2 separate regions of the Homo sapiens genome follow, and region 2 is linked to region 1. A link is a loop called in an ENCODE intact Hi-C map of the cell type or tissue named here. Cell type or tissue: heart right ventricle. All regions are shown on one strand. Each heading gives the region's core, and the rest is flanking DNA. Links, peaks and the distances in the headings are about the cores only.

The links. A loop is a pair of places that touch in the nucleus more often than their neighbours do. Peaks named below come from ENCODE experiments on the same cell type or tissue, not always from the same donor. Only the 100,000 strongest peaks of a DNase experiment are listed, where the experiment ranks them.
Region 2: it touches region 1 in a loop (2.2-fold over the local background); 22 of 110 quality-filtered maps call a loop at or near these places.

What each region holds. Positions count from the first base shown.
Region 1 is chr5:78,543,316-78,552,427 of GRCh38, reverse strand. The region is part of intron 3 of LHFPL2 (LHFPL tetraspan subfamily member 2); the gene reads left to right. Among named protein-coding and RNA genes, the nearest start is that of LHFPL2, 100 kb to the left of the region's middle. RefSeq lists enhancers at 2,859-2,908, 3,009-3,058, 5,277-5,436, 8,145-8,962, 8,963-9,112. In heart right ventricle, for the core only: no CTCF peak of the experiment used is centred there; DNase peaks (open chromatin) are centred at 3,190 and 4,597; H3K27ac peaks cover 7,301 bases.
Region 2 is chr5:78,896,052-78,905,163 of GRCh38, reverse strand. The region is part of intron 4 of ARSB (arylsulfatase B); the gene reads left to right. Among named protein-coding and RNA genes, the nearest start is that of ARSB, 85 kb to the left of the region's middle. RefSeq lists a silencer at 5,006-5,095. In heart right ventricle, for the core only: a CTCF peak has its summit at 5,155 (motif pointing left); a DNase peak (open chromatin) is centred at 5,123.

The sequences.
Region 1 (9,112 bases), core at 697-8,696:
GGCGCGGTGGCTCACGCCTGCAATCCCAGCACTTTGGGAGGCCGAGGCAGGTGGATCACGAGGTCAGGAGATCGAGGCCATCCTGGTTAACACGGTGAAACCCTGTCTCTACTAAAAATACACAAAATTAGCCGGGCATGGTGGTGGGCACCTGTAGTCCCAGCTACTCAGGAGGCTGAGGCAGGAGAATGGCATGAACCTGGGAGGCGGAGCTTGCAGTGAACCAAGATCGCGCCACTGCACTCCAGCCTGGGCAACAGAGCGAGACTCTGTCTCAAAAAAAAAAAAAAAAATCACTGACATGAGGCAGATTGATTAATAGGAGGAAAGGCATACAAATTTATTAAACACGTATACACGAGTGCCTTCAGAATGAAGACCCAAAGATACAGGGGAAATTGCCCATTTTTGTGCATAGGTTCAACAGAGTATGAACAGGCATGTAGATATATGATTTGACAAGAGGGTATGATCTAATGCTAATAGCTTGAGTGGGGAAACCTAGCCTGTCTAGATTCCTCTTGGCCTCTCTGGGCATGCATTCCTTTCTTCTGGGTGTGGGGCAGTACCCTCTCTGCAATGAGGGTCTTAGGACCTACAGTCAAAAAAGGTAGATCAGAAAATTTCTTTAAGGCCAGTTTTTACATAGAATATTTTTAGGTTTCATGGCTGGCTTTTGGGAAAGGGGGTTCTGGCTTCTATAACCCACCTTGGGGAAGTGGGATTCTAGTTTTTGTGGCCTGCCTCAGGAGACTGGGACTGAGACATAGGAGGACAGGAGAAAGAGAATAACTTCATGTTTCTAAGGCTGCTGCTAGGGCTTCGTTTTGGGGTGTTGTTTTCTGAGCCCCAACAGTCTTTTATTTCTGATTGAATAGCTACCTTGTTAGAGGGAAAGACAGCTCAAGGTGGTGTCCAGGGCCTGGAGCCATTTCTCAGGGTGAATTAGGACCAGGAGCTGAAGTGGCCCCCAGATACAAACCTAGGAACCCCCAGGACAGTAGGCCCAATTACCAACTCACCAAGTCTTGGACTGACTGATCTCTTGGCTCTTTAAATTCAAAATTGCCCATAAGATTTGACGTTCAGCCATTCTCAAAAAGGCTCCCCAAATGACTTTGCTATGGAACTCTTCCAAGAAGTTACCTTGTTTATTTCTTAGACCAATGCACTCACAATTCCTTAGAAATTTCTACTTCCTCTTTTATCATTTATGAGGTGTTTTTTCCCACGGAATTCCCCGTTCCTCTAGATTCACTTTTATTCCATCCTTTGAAATTGCAGTTAGGCTTCCAGGAGATGTTTCCCTGATGATTTTACAATGTAAGAAAAGGGTTTAAAAATATTTGACACCCAAGAAGGAATGGTAGGATGTTTTGAGTCCAAGTTAGTAAATTGGCCACTGACTGCTCTGTCTTTTGGTGAATCACCATTGTTTAGTGAATGAGGTAAGAATCACTAATTCTAAGAAGCTGTTTCAGCAGCAAGATAAAAATAAATTCTCTCTATTCCCTTTGTCAGACATTCTGTCCAATATGAGAATAAATACAGAAGTATGGCTGGGCACGGTGACTGACGCCTGTAATCCCAGCACTTTGGGAGGCTGAGATGGGCAGATCACTTGAGATGAGGAGTTCCAGACCAGCCTGGCCAACATGGCAAAACCTCGTGTCTACCAAAAATACAAAAATTAGCCGAGCCTGGTGGTGGGAACCTGTAATCCCAGCCATTCAGGGGGCTGAGGCAAGAGAATTTCTTGAACCCGGGAGGCGGAGATTGCAGTGAGCCGAGATCATGCCACTGCACTCCAGCTTGGGCAACAGAGTGAGAATCCATCTCAAAATAAATAAATAAATAAATAAAAATAAATAAAACAGAAGTAAAGAGGATCCTTTTTCAGTCTTGTGTTCAGCATCCAGTGTCTCCCTGTGCCTTCACTGCATTCCGGCGCTCTCCCTCTCCATGCATAGGGACTATTTTGGAGTTTGGGCCCTGAATTGAGACTGCTCTTGACTGTTCTTGGTCTTGTGAGAGCTCTCTTCATAACGGCCTGAATCCTTGGTTTGAGTTTGCCCTCCTCTCATGAATCTTCACCCACTATTGGGATCATCATGTTCTCATGACTAGAGTATTAGTTCAATGTCTTCCGTGCCATGGCTGTTGAAAGTGGAGAACCTGGTTGTGAAGATGGATGAGCCTTTTCTTTTCAAAGGAGTAGAAAATTGTATGGGAGGCTCCAGATTGGTGGCCAACAGGCAGGTAAGAAGTAGCGTGGTTTGCTAGTGGTCCAGTAGCCTGTGTGCAAGCTTGGCCTCCTGATCCACTATGGGTTATATTATTTATTGTTATTGAATTTCAAACGTGGAATTTATTCAGAGTGAATTGTAACATTTGTTCTGTAGGAATCAAGACTTCTGTCAATGCTCAGAAATACTGTACCTGAAGAAAACAACCCCCAGTTTTTTGCATATAACTTCTAGGAAAGTTTTTCAAGGATCAAGATGATTTTGAGTGGAAGTTTCTTAATGTCTAATTACTGGAGAGCTGCACTGTGGTGACCTTTAGAGTCATAACCCCCACTCAGGAATTACCATATTGTGTGCTACTTCCACATATTGGAAGGTATTTTAGACATGGATGCAACATTTATGGGACATGTATTAAGGCAGCAAGACAAAATATATTCAACTGGAACTGTTCTAAAAATCCAGAACTCATGACCAGACTTTCCAAAATCGTGTTACAGGAAAGTGGTCTTCCTCCGCCTCTATAAACTTACTCCTGATGAAAGAAAATCGAGCAGAATTTATTGTTATTGGAGGGCTACTCAGAGTCTTCAGCATGCCAATGTGTGTTGTGGCTCTTCAAGGGGATACAGGACTCAGTGTCTGTCCTGGGATTGCTTTGATCTCAGAGTACCTATGGCCCTGCCCCAGAACTCCTATAACTCTGACCCAGTTGGGGAGATGCTGACATGTGGTAGGTTAAAAATGGTTGCACATTCTTTTTCACTCTGCCATTAATAACTGGAGTCTTATTTCCCTGCCCCTTGGGTCTGGGCTGGCCTTCTGACTTCCCTTCATGGCTGAAATGTGGCAGAAGTATTGTGTAAGTTCTAGAGTCTCAGCCTCAAAGGGTCTGACTACTTCCACTTTCACCTTCTTGGAACTCTGCTCTGAGACCTCTGTGTAAGTAAGCCAGTCTCGCCCCAGAAGGATAAGGGGCCTGCAGAGGAGAGCCAAGGTTCCCCTGTTGGCAGGCAGCATTCATGACCAGACACGTGAAGGAAGCCTTTGTGGGCCTTCCTGCGCAGCTGACTAGCTGAAAGCCATCGTGAGCCAGCCCAGGAGAAACCAGCAGAGGAACAGCCAGCCGAACCCTGGGATTGTGAGAAATAATCAGGTATTTTAAGCTATGAAATGTTAAGGCACTTTGTTACTCAACAATAGTTAACAGATACAACCAACATAAGCAGTATCACCCAATAGAAATGCTGATATAAGACAGAAAAATACAATTTTCTTATCTAATCTGATACTTTCTAGGAGGCTTTTCTGGTTTAAATCTAAATTTCTGGATAGGAGTTTTCCAGAAACCTGAATCAGGTGAATAGTTAACAAGCACATAATATGTTTGGCACATGAGGAACAGCACAGAAAATGGCATTTAATCCCAGGGTGCGTGATCCAGCATAAGTCTGCCAGTGCTGCCTAGGAAAGGTGAGGGGAGCTGAGGGAGAAGTTCTAGCCCTCATAGCTGCCCCCAGCAACAGCTTTCCAAGGGCTGACAGCTACCTGTGAGGGTGACCAGTGTCACTTAGGGCTCATTCTGACAGCTGAATAAGATTTACACAGACATGGCTGTAGATACGGCCCTTCTGCTCTGTTTGCTGACCAGCTGTGGGATGGGAGACCTTTCCAGTGTTCCTTTCATAGACCAAGTTTAATTATTACTGGCTCCAGGGGCAAATCTGATTAGCAGATGTCACAGGGGGCCTGTTTTCAGCAGGCCTTTGGTGAGATGCAGAAATGTGAGAGGGCTGCTGGTGGGCGCTCCCCACGGAGGCTGGACAGGCAAGTGCTTGGGACTGGGCCTGGGCCAGCACCAGCTCCTTGGATACAACATCCACTACCTTCTCCATGCCCCAAGGCCGGGTGGAGCTCTTTACGTGGAAGTGCAGACTGTAGCTTATGTACCGTAGCTGGGAGGCCTCTGCATCGCCACATCCAGGCCTTAAAACACTCAGAGCCAAGGATCGTGACAGTCATGCTACAGCCGTGCTGGCCAGAGTGAGTTGGGAAGAACCAGAAGGACCTTGCAGTCATGGGAGCTGGAGCTGGAAAAGACCCACTTGGTCATGAAGGCTCTTCCTCCGTCTCGGCCTGATCATTCCCTCGGGATCCTCCCGAGTGCTTTGTAAATCTGTTTCCGAATGACTCAGGCTGGGAGTCTTCCAGCCATTCCCTGGGGAGATGTAGCGGCCTTTCCTGAGGAGGAAATATTTTCTTCACGATGGGTTGGGATATTTTGTTGGTTGGCTCCAGCCCCAACCCTCCTGGCCAGTCTCCCTCAGACCACCCTGAACAGGCCCCCTGTACCTCTGGGTTCCCACAGTGAGACCTACGTCATGCTTCCGCTGAGCGGCAGTTAAACCGAGGAGGCGGGGCCTGCTTCCTAGTCCTGGTGCTTTCTGAAGCAATGACTTTCTCCAGCTGCTTTGTTATCCTGATCCCCTCCTCTGAATTTCTCAATTTTTTTTTTGTCCCTGTTAATATTTCATACGTGTGGAAACTGTGCTGGTACTTCACAGACATTGGAAGGACTGTGTATTCCACCATGAGAAAGGCATTTTCATTGCAAATTATTTTAAAATTTTGGTGAGGTTTTGATAGATTGGATTGACCTTGGTTTCCATGCCACTGCTCAGTGAGTATAAAGAAGTGTAAATGCACTATGGCTCCTCCAGAAGCCCAGAGTAATGATATCAGACGTCATGTGTGCTGGCTGGCACAGCCATGTAAACACTGTGGTCCTAGGACATTGCTTTTGGGGAGTTGATGTAACTCAATGTGTAGTCAGTAAAACAAAGAAAGGAAGGGTTTGTGTGTCTGCCCAGCCCACAGCCATGTTGGGAACATTTAGGAAGCACAAGATCGTGGTTTGTGGGCTCTGCCTCTGTTGTTACTGATGCAGCCGTGAGATGAGGAGCAGGAGTGCCCCGGTGAGCCTCTTAGGGTTCGGGCTGAGTGGCATTTCTAGGCCATAAGATGGAAATTGGAAGGATGGTTTAGATCAGCGCCCTTCTGAGCCTGTTCCACAGAGTGTTCCACTTTCTAGGGACATTTTAGGAGCTACCTGGAGGTGATGGGGGCCAAGGGGACCCTCCTCAACCCCCTACTTTTTTTTTTTTTTTACCAGTACAGTTCTGCTTTCATCTGTTTCCTATGCAGAACTGGGGTTGTTTGTCAGATTCTGTAAACAGTGTTTCATGCTCAAAAAGAAAGTTTGCAAACCACAGGTTCAGAGGACTGACTTCTAATAAAAACAAACAGAGAGAAACCTCTTTAGCCAGGCAACTAATGATTACATTTCTGGGATCTGCATCGATCAATCCACAGACATTTGGAAGCAGCCAAAAGCAAAGCACTAAACAAATAGATGTTTCTGTGTGACCACTATGTCATCAAGAAACTCGTAGTCAATATACACAGAAGACGCAGACTGTGACCTCTAAGTAGCAAGGAGACAGGAGGCCAGTTCTAGTCATATGTGCAGGTGATTCTGCCAGATTGTGGTGTTCTAAGTAAGCACCAGCAAGTCCTGGAGTCGAGGTTACTGAGAATCATGTGATAAAAAATATCATTTATGGAGAGCTTTCCATTTGTTGATCACTGTTTCTAGGATGCATTGCTCATCCTACAAAATGTAGGTTCTATTATTATCCCTGTTTCATGCATGGGGAAGCTGAGTCTTGAGGTTGAGTGGTTTGCCCAAGGATAAAGTAGTGGGGGTGGGGATAGGCCCTCTTGGCTAGAGCCGATGCCCTTGCATACACTGCTGCCGTGTCCCTCTCATGGTTTTAGTGAGTGGAGTGCCTCAGAACGGCTACTTTGAAAAGTGTCTTTCCTGCCAGAGATGCGGCTTTATGATCAATCCACTCAAAAATTGCCCCATATAAAGTTGAAATTTAATGTTGCATGTAAATGATCTTTATCGTAGAAAAGAGAATATAGAGAAAATAAGCCAGCAGTATAATCTTAACAATGTGTGCAAAAACTACGCAGACATGTACAGCCCTGAAAGTGTGCGTTTGTGCTTGGGTTTAATGGCTCACAGACGGTCACTCCAGAGTTTTTAGTGGTACCGTAGAAATTAGAACTCAGTAAGTAACATGACCAAGGTATAGGAGAGCAACTTTTGCACAGGTTTTAAGTTTTAAAGTTTGGGTATTTTTCTCAGATTGTATCTTAGTTTCTTCATTTCAGCCTCTGTATCATGGCCTTAGCTAAAGACTGAGAAGTAAGGATGAGTCTTTTTGAGGGTCTGCCCTTGACTGACTTCATACCCTTCCAAATGTATATGAACCAGTGTCTTATTCTTTATTCTGGCCAATAAGATTGTTCAGGCGAGTGTCTTAGATTCTGCAGAAAGTTATCTTCGGTCAGTTGACTCTGTTGGAACAAAGTAGGTCTCCTAAAGAGTGAATTTAACAGGCACTTAGGTTTGTTTTGATAGGTGCATTTGGAAAAGCTGGGACTGCTTGAGAAACTATTTCACAGCACATCCAGGTGGCTCGAATGATCGGCCTCCACGCATCACACCAAGTCTTTTTAAACAAGATGAACGCTGTAGTGAGTTCGTCTCATGGAGCAAGTGAGGCCCTCAGGGAGAAACATGAACTTATGTGGGTGCTTGGGAAGTATTGAATAATAACTCTTTCAAGCCATGAGGTCCCCATTTGCCTAGCAGACATTTATGAACAGTACCTTGGTGGCTTAAAAATGTTCATTTTCTTTCCCAAGTGCCTAACTCTCTTCCTGAAAGTAGTGTTTTCATTGAAGGCTTGGACCATGCTGGATCTTCACAGAGAAATCCTACTCTTGATTCTATAGCAGACAATGGTGACTTTGCTGAGATAGAGCCTTCGGTGTTGCCTCCTGATGGGGAATGTGTTGGGTAAGGGGGACATGAAGAAGTGGCTAAGTATCAGCCATCTAATACCCTGCAGATCGTATTGGAGCTGGACGTGAAGAAGCGCTCTCTGCGTGGTTTTGGACCAAATGGCTGTGAAAGTGTATGATCCGCCTCACAGTGACAAGCAGCTTGTCAGTGGTTTCCAAAACATCTGTCTCAAAGTGGCGGTTGAAATTCCTACAAGGGAGTGTTTCCATTCATTGTCCATGAGAAATGAGAGAGAGTGGGAGTGAGTGATGCACGATCCAGAGGAAATGCGTGCACTCTCCACTTGGGATTACAATGCAGATGAATTCCATATTTTGGTTAGGGAATTTTTTCTTTTAAAAAAAGAAAAGACAAGAAAGAAAAGCTTGTCGCTGTCCTGGTTACTGAAAAGCAGACTAAAATGGAGTTAAATGCAGGCTGGAACGTTCATTTCAGCTGGATTTTTTTTTCTGTTTTGGGGTGTGTGTGTGTATACGTGTGTGTGTGTGTGTGTAAGAAGATGGCCTGGGACTTCCTGGCACACTTTTCTGCCTTTGGCCCCAGTTTCCCACCAAGGTGGCCTGACCTTGCTGATGAGTCACTTTAAAACTGCTGCGGTCAGCAAGCTGTGGCTCCGTCACTGCATCCGCACAGATCAGCTACTTGAAGATTCAGACAACTGCTACATATACATCCTATTAACAAAAATCACAACAGAGGTTTTCCCAGCTAAAGTTTTACTGTAAAAATGGTAGCCCTATAAGAAAGCCACTATTAGTTTTCATTTAGAGATTTTTTTTTATGTCTACCCCTGTCCCCTACTATGTCAATTCAGGAGTGCTGAAGCCGATTTGCTTTTGTATATTGTGTTCAAAATGTGCTACCTGTAATGATGCAAAACCAAAGACCTGAGCTCTGCTTTACCCTCTGAGGTGTCGTGCAATAGATATTTATTGCAGACCTGCTCTGTGTGCCAGATGCCTGTGCAAGGATGCAGTGTTGCCTGTGGGAGAGACACATGATCCCCTCTTGGAGTTTACTGTCTACAGCAGCTGGGGTGTTGAAGTTCTCACAGGTTGGGGGCTTCAAGTAAGAGGACAAACTATATCTGGAAGACAGCCACGTGGGAAGCTGCCATAACAAGGGACTCTGAATGGGCAGGTCAAGCCATTGCTGTCCTGGCACTGGTGGGTGGTCAGTGATTGTCCTCAGCACTCCCTCAGTGCCCTTCACTAGAGCCAGGGAAGAGTGCTTGCCAGCCTGCCCCTCTCACCTGGGCATATCTGCCACTGGAGGTAGATTGACTTCCACCATTCTGAGTCTCTGCTATCTCCACCTGGAATTGCAAGAGACAATCAAAGGCAAAGTCAGACTCTCCCCTCCACCTCCCGTCCCAAGTCATCTTCTCTGCCTTTAGTTCACGTGCAGCAATGGCATGATGTCTTGCTCTAATCTTCCTATTTTGTCCTTGTCACTATACACACATCTCACCTGTCTCCCTTAGTCCTCCAGCTGTGTGTTCCTGAAGGTGACTTGACTTGCTGAGGAAAGGGTCGCTCTTCAGCCTCACCTTGGTCCCCTGTATCCTGGGGATTTCTGGGACCTGCAGCCCTAGTGGGGCTGCCCTGGGCTTTGCTGGCTCCTGACCTCATCCCTGCAGCCAGAAGGCCAGGCCTGGGGTCTGAGGATTCTCTCAGGGACAAGGCTGAGGGCTTGGCTCTCCTACTGTGCCGCACTCTCTCAGAGGGGCAGTGAGGGAGAATGGCCAGGTGGAGGCCCACCTGGAGCCCAGAGAGCTCTGTGGATGCATGCTGTGCCCCTGCTTGTAGGGACAGAGCCCCAGGGAGATTCCCACTGAAGCAGCCTCGTTGTCTGGGGTGATACCTGAAGTTCGTTGTCTCACTGAGGAAATCAAGGACGTGGACACACAAGGAATGAGGTTAGGAGGAGA
Region 2 (9,112 bases), core at 432-8,431, 350 kb before region 1:
GTGAAATAGAAACTAAAGCCAAACAAATGAACAAACAAAACAAATGAAAATTATAGAACTGAAAAACACAATATCTGAAATTTAAAATTAACTCTATGGGTCCAATAGCAGAATGGAGCTGATAAAGAAGAGTCGGTGAACTTCAAGATAGATCAATAGAAATTATACAGTCTGGGCTGGTCGTGGTGGCTCGTGCCTGTAATCCCAGCACTTTGGGAGGCTGAGGTGGGCAGATTGCTTAAGGCTAGGAGTTCAAGACCAGCCTGGCCAACATGATGAAACCCCATCTCTACCAAAAAATACAAAAATTAGTCAGGTGTGGTGGCACACGCCTGTCGTCCCAGCTACTCAGGAGGCTGAGGCAGGAGAATTGCTTGAACCCAGGAGGGCAGAGGTTGCAGTGAGCTGAGATAGCGCCACTGCATTCCAGCCTGGGCAACAGAGTGAGACCCTCTCTCAAAAAAAAAAAAAAAAAAAAGAAAGAAAGAAAAGAAAGAAAATTATACAGCCTGAAACACAGAAAAAAGGAAGAAAAACAGTGCTGCAGGGACCTATGGAATAATATCAAAAGGTCTAGCATTTATGTCATTAGAGTCCAGAAAGAGAGCAGAAATATTAGTGTAGAAAAAATATATAAAGGAATAATGTGTGAAAACTTCACAAATTTGGTGCAAGATACATGTACAAATTCAAGAAGCTCAGTGAAATCCAAACAGGATAAACTCAAAGAAAACTACACCAGCATCATAATGGAACTGCTGAAAACTAAAGATGAAAAAAAAAAATACCTTGAAAGCAGCAGTCTCATTCATGGGATTGAATGAAATTGAATGAAAGCATGTTCACACAAAAAACAATACCCATATATTTATAGCATCTTTATTGATAATTACTAAAAACTGAAAAACCCAAATGTCCTTCAACTAGCAAATAGATAAACAGATGTGGTACTTCTGTGCAGTGGACTACTACTCAGTAGTGTAATGAACTGTTGATACACACATTAGCATGGATGAATCACAAATGCATTATGCTGAATGCAGGAAGCCAGACTGAAAAGATTACACACACTATGATTTTTTTATATGACATTCTGGAAAAAGCAAAACCTTAACGACAGAGAAGCATCAGTGGTTGCCAGGGGTTAAGGCTGGGTGTACAATTTGTCTACAAAGAGGTGGTACAAAGGAGTTATATCACAGTGATAGAATGTTCTATCCTGATTGTGGTGGTATTTATATGACTCTATTTGTTAAAATCCATAATGATGCACACCAAAATAAGTGAATTTTACTGTATGTAAATTAAAAAGAAATCACCAGCACATGATTTCATATCTGATATGGTTAATATATCTTCATGACTATGTGAAGTATAGAAAAGATTCATGTAATCTCTTATCTATTTTGAAGTCATTTTCCATTTGATTCCATAAACTTTCAGGAAGCCAAAAATGGAATAAACAATGAAATGGTCTCTGATACATACAGAAAGCTTTCCAAAAAAGAATTTTGTGTTTCATATGCCAGGCAGATGTTTTGTAGGGTCAGCTTACCACAAAAGGCCTCGCTGAAAAAATGCAGTATAAAAGTAGGGGCCTGTAAGAGAAAGAGAAGCACATTGACTCCAGAGGAGGTCTACTGTTTTATAAAAGAAGCCAAGCAAATTTGATGGACTGGTGAAAACAAGAACAAAGAATCTGACATGTCTTGGAAGCTCTGGGTTTTGATAATTAGGGAAGTATTTAGAATGCTGTCTCGAGGAATCACATCTTTTGTGCTGAGATATATCCCTGCTTGTGTTCTGAAATATACATGGAGTGGGCAGGCTTGGACTGTTTAAATGAAGCAGATTTTTTACATTCTTGTGACACTAGGAAGACTTTTCCTGAATGTAGGATTTTTTCTTTAACGCACCTCTCATCCAAATGGCAAAACATCCAGGATGGGTGCTTACTTGCAATGAGATCTCCCCAGCTGACCAGAGCTGTACTTTCTCCCACTGCTTATTCCCCCTCTGAAGTTACATCATCATTTTGCTCCCTGGTACACCATTATGGGTCTTATCTATTTTTATACATAAATATATTAAACAAAACTGTTGGTTTTAAGAAACTTTTGACCTATTCTAAGACCTATTCTCTGTTTTTCTATAAAAGTTTTATGGTTTTAGCTGTTGCATTTAGGTCTTTGATCTATCTTCTTTTTCCTCATACAGTATTGTTTTTATTGAGATATAATTCATATACCATGAAATTCATCCTTTTAAAGTATACAGTTCACTGGTTTTTAGTATATTCACAAAGTTGTGCAATCATCACCATTGTCTAATTCTAGAACATTTTAAAAATTAAACATACAAGAAATTCTCTACCCCTTAGCAGTTACTCCCAACTCCCTTTCCTCCCTCTGTCAATCACATAATCTATGTTTTGTCCTTATGGATTTTACTAAGCTAGACATTTCGTAAAAATGGAATCATACAATATATGGCTTTTTGTGTCTGGCTTCTTTTATTTGGCATAATGTTTTAGATGTTCATCCATTTTGTAGCATAAATCAGTATTTCATTTCTTTTTGCTGATGCATAATATCCCTTTTATTGCTATACATTGCTGAAAATATACATTTTAAAAAATCCATTAATCAGTTAATGGATATTTGGGTTGTTCCTACTTTTTTGGGCTATTATGAATAATGCTGCTATGACCATTCAGGTACCAATTTTTGTGTGGACATATATTTTTACTTCTCTTGGGTATATACCTAGGTGTGGAATTGGTGGATCATGTGGTAAATCTATGTTTAACTTTATGAGGAACTGCTAAACCCTTTGCCATGGTTTGAAGGTATCTCCCAAAAGTTCATGTGTTGGAAACCGAATCCTTCTGTCCTCATGAATGGATTAATGAGGGTTTTGCCATCATGAATAGATTAATGTCACTGTCACAGGAATGGGTTCATTACATTGAGAGTGGCTTTGTTATAAAAGTGAGTTCTCTCAGTCTCTCTTGCTCTTGCCCTCTTATCATATGATGCCCTCTGTCATGTTATGACACCACATGAAGGCCCTCACCTGGTGCCAGCACCATGTTCTTAGACTTCCCAGCCTCCAGAACCATGAGCTAAATAAACTTGTTTTCTATATAAATTAACCAGCCTATGGTATTCTGTTACAGCAACAGAAAACAAGACTAAGACACTGTTTTTCAAAGCAGCTGCATCATGTTACACTCCCACCAGCAATTTATGAGTGTTCCAGTTTCTCCACGTCCTTACCACCACTTGTCAATTGTCTGTCTTTTTTGTTATATAGTAATCCTATTGGGTATAAAGTGGTATCTTCTTATGGTTTTAGTTTGTGCCTCTTGGATGACTAATGTGGGACATCTTTTTGTGTATCTATTGACCATCTATTTTTGTGTATCTTCTTTAGAGAAATGTCTATTTAAATCCTGTGTCAATATTTTAATTTGGTTATCTTTTATTATTGAGTTGTAATATGATTCATCTTTAATTTTTATGTGTGTTATGAAGTAGGGTTTGTCAAGGTTTTGTTTGTTTTTTTTAACGTAGATATCAGAATACTCTAGCATTATTTTTTTTTGAAAAAACTATTTCCCTATTGGTTGGTTTGGCACCCTTGCTAAAAAGCAAATGACCATTTAAATGTGGTTGTTTTACTAGGCACTCCATTCCAGTTCCATGAAATCTTGATTACTGTAGCTTTATAGTAGTTCTTGAAATTGGATAGTATAATTCTTCTAACTCTGTTCTTCTATTTGAAAATTGATTGCAGTCTTGGGATAAATATCACTTTATCATCATGTTTGTGGTAGGCAGAGTAATCCCCCGTCTCCCTCCTGCCTCCAAACATGCCCTAAAGCCTGGAACCTGTGAATATGTTATGTTATATGACAAGGGGAATTAAGATTGCAGACCAAATTAAGGTTTCTGATAAACTGACCTGAAGATGAGGAGATTGTCCTGGATTATCTGGTTGGACCAGTGCAATCGGTGACCTTAAAAGTGGAAGAGGGAGGCAGAAGAGGAGGTCGGGTAATATGATATGAAAAGGATTCAACCATCATTGATGACTTTTTTTTTTTTTTTTTTTCCTGAGACGGAGTCTTGCTCTGTCGCCAGGCTGGAGGGCAGTGGCGCGATCTCGGCTCACTGCAAGCTCTGCCTCCCAGGTCCCGGGTTCACACCATTCTCCTGCCTCAGCCTCCCAAGTAGCTGGCACTACAGGCGCCCGCTACCATGCCCAGCTAATTTTTTTGTATTTTTAGTAGAGACGGGCTTCACTGTGTTAGCCAGGATGGTCTCGATCTCCTGACCTCGTGATCTGCCTCCTTAGGCCTCCCAAAGTGCTGGGATTACAGGCGTGAGCTACTGCGCCCGCCCATTGCTGACTTTGAAGGTGAAGGAAGAGGGCATGAATCAAGGAATGCAGGATTTCAAAATGGTAGTATAGAAGCAAGCCAGCTTCAATCCCTCAATAGAAGACCAAAAACAAATATATAGCATTGAGATTTTCACCAGCAACAACCCAGAGTTCAAGTATGAGGATGAGACAGCCCCCAGGGCCACAGAGAAGTGGAAAAACCTTGAGCATATGATTGGAGAATCAGATTTCCACGTCTGCGAGTCCCCTCCCCTACATTCTTTCAGCACCAAGCATGTGGAAAATCTCCCTCAATTCTGTTTTTACACTGGAAAAAGTGAAATTGAGTGGTCAACCAGCTTCCTCACCTTCTTGGGTTCCGTAGCAGGAGTCCTGTCCCTGCCTTAACTCATGGGAAGCATTGTGAGTGCCTGTAGGGAGAAATATCTCTGAGGACAGGCTGCAACAAAGGTCAGAAGGTGAGACTACCATCCCCAACCCTGGAAACTCTGCTCTGTAACTCAGCCAAATGAGACACCAAATCAGAGTGGCTATTCAGCAGCACCACACTGTAGGAGGTACATTCCACAGGTTCCCATGGGCAGGAACCCCTAGCCAGTCTTCCCACACTGCTGACTAGGGGTTCCTGCCTAGGAGCCTGTAGAACATACCTGGGATAATCCCTTTGGTGACTCCCCCATTTGGGACAGGCAGCACTGCAACCGTTTACTAGAGCCAAAGTGAACCTGGGCTTATAGCGCCACCTAGAGCCGAAAAGGAGGCAGCAATCTAGTTGCAAAGATTAAGCAAATATATTCAATGAAAGACAAAACAAGCTGGACAGAGAAAACTAGAATCAATAATTAATCCTTCAATGCAAAGACATAGACATATACCCGCAAGTAACAACAGCAAACAGGGAACCACAGTCTCCCCAAAGGACAAAGCAAAAATCCAATGACTGACCCTAACGAGATGGCGACTATTAGCTTCTGACCAATAATTTAAAATAGCAGTTTTAAGGAAACTCAGGTATCTCCAAGATAATACAGAAAAGCAGAAATTTATCAGAGAAATCTAACAAAGAGATTGAAATAATTTTAAAAAATCAAACAGAAATCTTAGAACTGAGAAATACATTTGCCAAACTGAAGAACTCTTAAGAGGCTCTGAGCAGCAGAGTGAGCCAAGCAGAGGAAAGAATCTATGAGCTCAAAAACCAGCTGTGTGAAAATACACAATCAGAGAAGAAAAAAGAAATAAGAATAAAATGTAACAAAGACCACCTACAATATGTAAAAAATTACCTCAAAAGACCAAATCTAAGAATTACTGCTGTTGGTGTTCAAGAGAGAGTGAAGCGAGAGCAAGGGGTAGAAAGTTGATTCAAAAGGATAAGAACTGAAAACTTTCCAAAACTTGAGAAAGAGAAATATCCAGCTACAGAAAGGTCAGAGAACACCAAACAGATTTGACCCAAATAAGACTACTCCAAGGCATAGAAAAATGAAACTCTCAAAGGTCAAGGACAAAGAGAGGATCCTAAAAGCAGCAGAGAAAAGAAGCAAATAACACGTAAAGTAGCTCTAATTCATGTGGCAACGGATTACTCTAAGGAAACTAAACAGGCCAGGAGGGAGTGGAATGGCATTTTCAGATTGCTCAAAGAGAGACAAAAAAAGCCTGCCATCCAAGAATATTGTATCCAGCAAAATTATCATTCAAATATAAAGGAGAGATAAAATCTTTCCCAGACAAACAAAAGCTGAGAGAATTCACCACCACTAGATCCATCTTGCAAGAAATACTAAAGGCAGTTCTTCAGTCTGAAAGAAAAAACGCTAATGTGCAAAAGAAAACTTTTCAAAGTATAAAACCTACAGGTAAAATTAAGTACCTGGACAAACTCAGAATACTCTCTTACTGTATTGCTGGTATGCAATCCACTCATAACTCTACTATGAAGCTCAAAAGACATGAGCCAAGGAGTGAAAACAGCCTCTAGAAGCTAGAAAGGCAAGGAAATGGATTTGCTAGAAAGGCAAGGAAATGGAACTTCCAGAAGGGAATGCAGCCCTCTCAACACCTTGACATTAGCCCAGTGAGACCTGCATCAGACTTGTACAGGCCTCAGCAGCTGAATGTATTGTACAGCCTGCAGAACTGTACAATAATAAGTGTGTATTGTTTAAGCTGCTAAGTGTGTGGTAATAGAAAACTAATGTATGTTTTTTTATATAAAGCTAAATTTGATTTCCTAAATATTGTTAAAGATTTTTACACCTGTGTTCATTGTGGTTTTCTTTTTCTGTAATGTCTTTGTTTCATTTTGGTGTCAGAGTAATGCTGGCCTCATAGAATAAGTTGGGAAGTACAGGATTCCTATCTATTTTTTGAAAGAGTTTGTATAGAACTAGTATTATTCCTTTCTTAAATGTTTGGTAGAATTTGCCAATGAAGGCATTTGGGCCTGAAATTTTCTTGGTGAGAAGGTTTTGTTTTGTTTTGTTTTGAGACAGAGCCTCACTCTGTCGCCCAGGCTGGAGTGCAGTGGCACAGTCTCGGCACTGCAACCTTTGCCTCCCGGGTTCAAGCGATTCTCCTGCCTCCGCCTCCTGAGTAGCTTGGATTATAGGTGCCTGCCACCACACCTGGCTAATTTTTGTATTTTTAGTAGAGCCGGGGTTTCTCCATGTTGGCCAGGCTGGTCTCGAACTCCTGGCCTCATGTGATCCATCCACCTCAGCCTCCCAAAGTGCTGGGATTACAGGCGTCAGCCACCGCACCCGGCCTGTGGGGAGGTTTTTAATTACTAATTTCAATGTCTTTAATGGGTATAGGGCATGTACGTTATCTATTTTTTCCTGAATGAACTTAGATTAATCATTTTTGAAGTCTTAGTTGCTAGAAAAAAATATTTAAAAATTGGTGAATTTTCTCATTAAAGCAGCTTTTAGTGCATTTTTGAATATAGTAAATATAAATATTTTATATTTATAGAATATATTTTAGATCTGAAAAATAATTATTATGAGAGTCCACATATTACAAAAATACAAATATTATATCTGAGTCCTTACTTACCAGGAGATCTGATTATAACTTGATTTCCCATACATTTATGCCACTCCCATGGGCCATAAACATGCCAGTCACTGTGATAAATTTACTTTGTAAATCAATTAATTGACTTTGTGATTATATATATATCATTTACAGTGATTCTGCTTCTAAAAAGTGGAACCTCTTTCCATATGCTGTTAGAATTATTTATAAGCTTACAGAGGTTTAGGCCAGACCCCAAACTGTGTTAAATTCACAAGGTAATGAGTGCTAACCTGTGAAGCCTCTTGAAAGAGAGGTCACTACCTATCTCTGGCCATATGTCCCAATCCTGCCATTGTATAGGGCAGTGGTTTTTACTGAGAGTATTTTAGAAATTCACTTGAGTGTTACTGATAGTTAGTGAGTAGGGGGCTCAGGATGCAATGCCCGTAATAACCCCACACAGTGAGGAATTGTCCCAAGTCCTGTACAACTTACAAAATATCCTGCTGGTTAGTCATGAAGATTAAAAGCTTGTTTACAATTTTCTGAGACTAGAACCTAAGTCTAGTCTCTATGTTTTACACATAAACACAAAGTATTTTTTGCGTGGTTTTAATATATAATTAATATTCTAATCTTTATTTTAGCATTTATCCCTGCTCTCTCTTTTTTTTTGTATTTCTACTATAGAATGGCCTTAAGTCCAAATTTATTTCGTCTATAACTGTATGCACTCATCTAACCACTTTGCTATGTCTTTTAGGGTTGAACCTGCGCATTTTCCTATGAAATACATGCTATTTTATTATTAATTGCCTTTTTCTACTCTGTATTACACTGAGAGTTATTTTTTTTAATTAGACATATAGTTACAGTATTGTATATAAATTCCATTTCAGGACAAAGGAGCATCACAAAATATTTGTTATGAAAAGGGTGGGGATGTTAGATTTGAAAAGCCTGAGAGGCATGTTATAGAAACAAACTTTCTTCTGATTTCAGTACTTTTCCTATCATTATAGTTGCTATTACATAAAAATGTAAAGTCTTGGAATGAGTCCATATTACTGCTTCAAAATAACCAAAACAATAAAAATGGATTTAACTTCTATTTCGCCTACAAAATAGCCTAACACAATTATTATATCCATCAAGTCTAGGACATCCAGCCATAGTGCTCACACATATGCATAGTAATCACAAATTTCAGTGCACAAACTTAGATCTGCAAAGAATATAACTTACTTCTTTTTTACCCTGTCACTGAACGCAGTACCTCTGGGGTCCCTATTCTGCTGGGTGGAGGAAACCTGGTTCCAGTCAATTCAGATCATCTCAGTTAATTCATGATCTCATCCTGGCTCCCCTCCAGGGAGCCAGTGCGTTGGAGCTGAAGGAAGTGTGTGGTCCATAGTCATCCTTGCACAAGCCTCTGCAGAAACATTCCTGTTCCTGGCTGGCCTTTTTATATCATCCATCTAGATCATGCTGCGACCTCCTTGCCTGCGGAGACTCTTTGGACCATCTCTGTGCCACATTTGTGCTCTTCTCAACACCAAATCAAAAACATTCATCAGTTCAGCTGCAACCCCTTCCACACTGTGGTGTGAGAAGCCTCTGAGCCTGCCTTCCATCACCTTGTGCAACCATTGTCATCTGCTGCTGCCACACTATACTG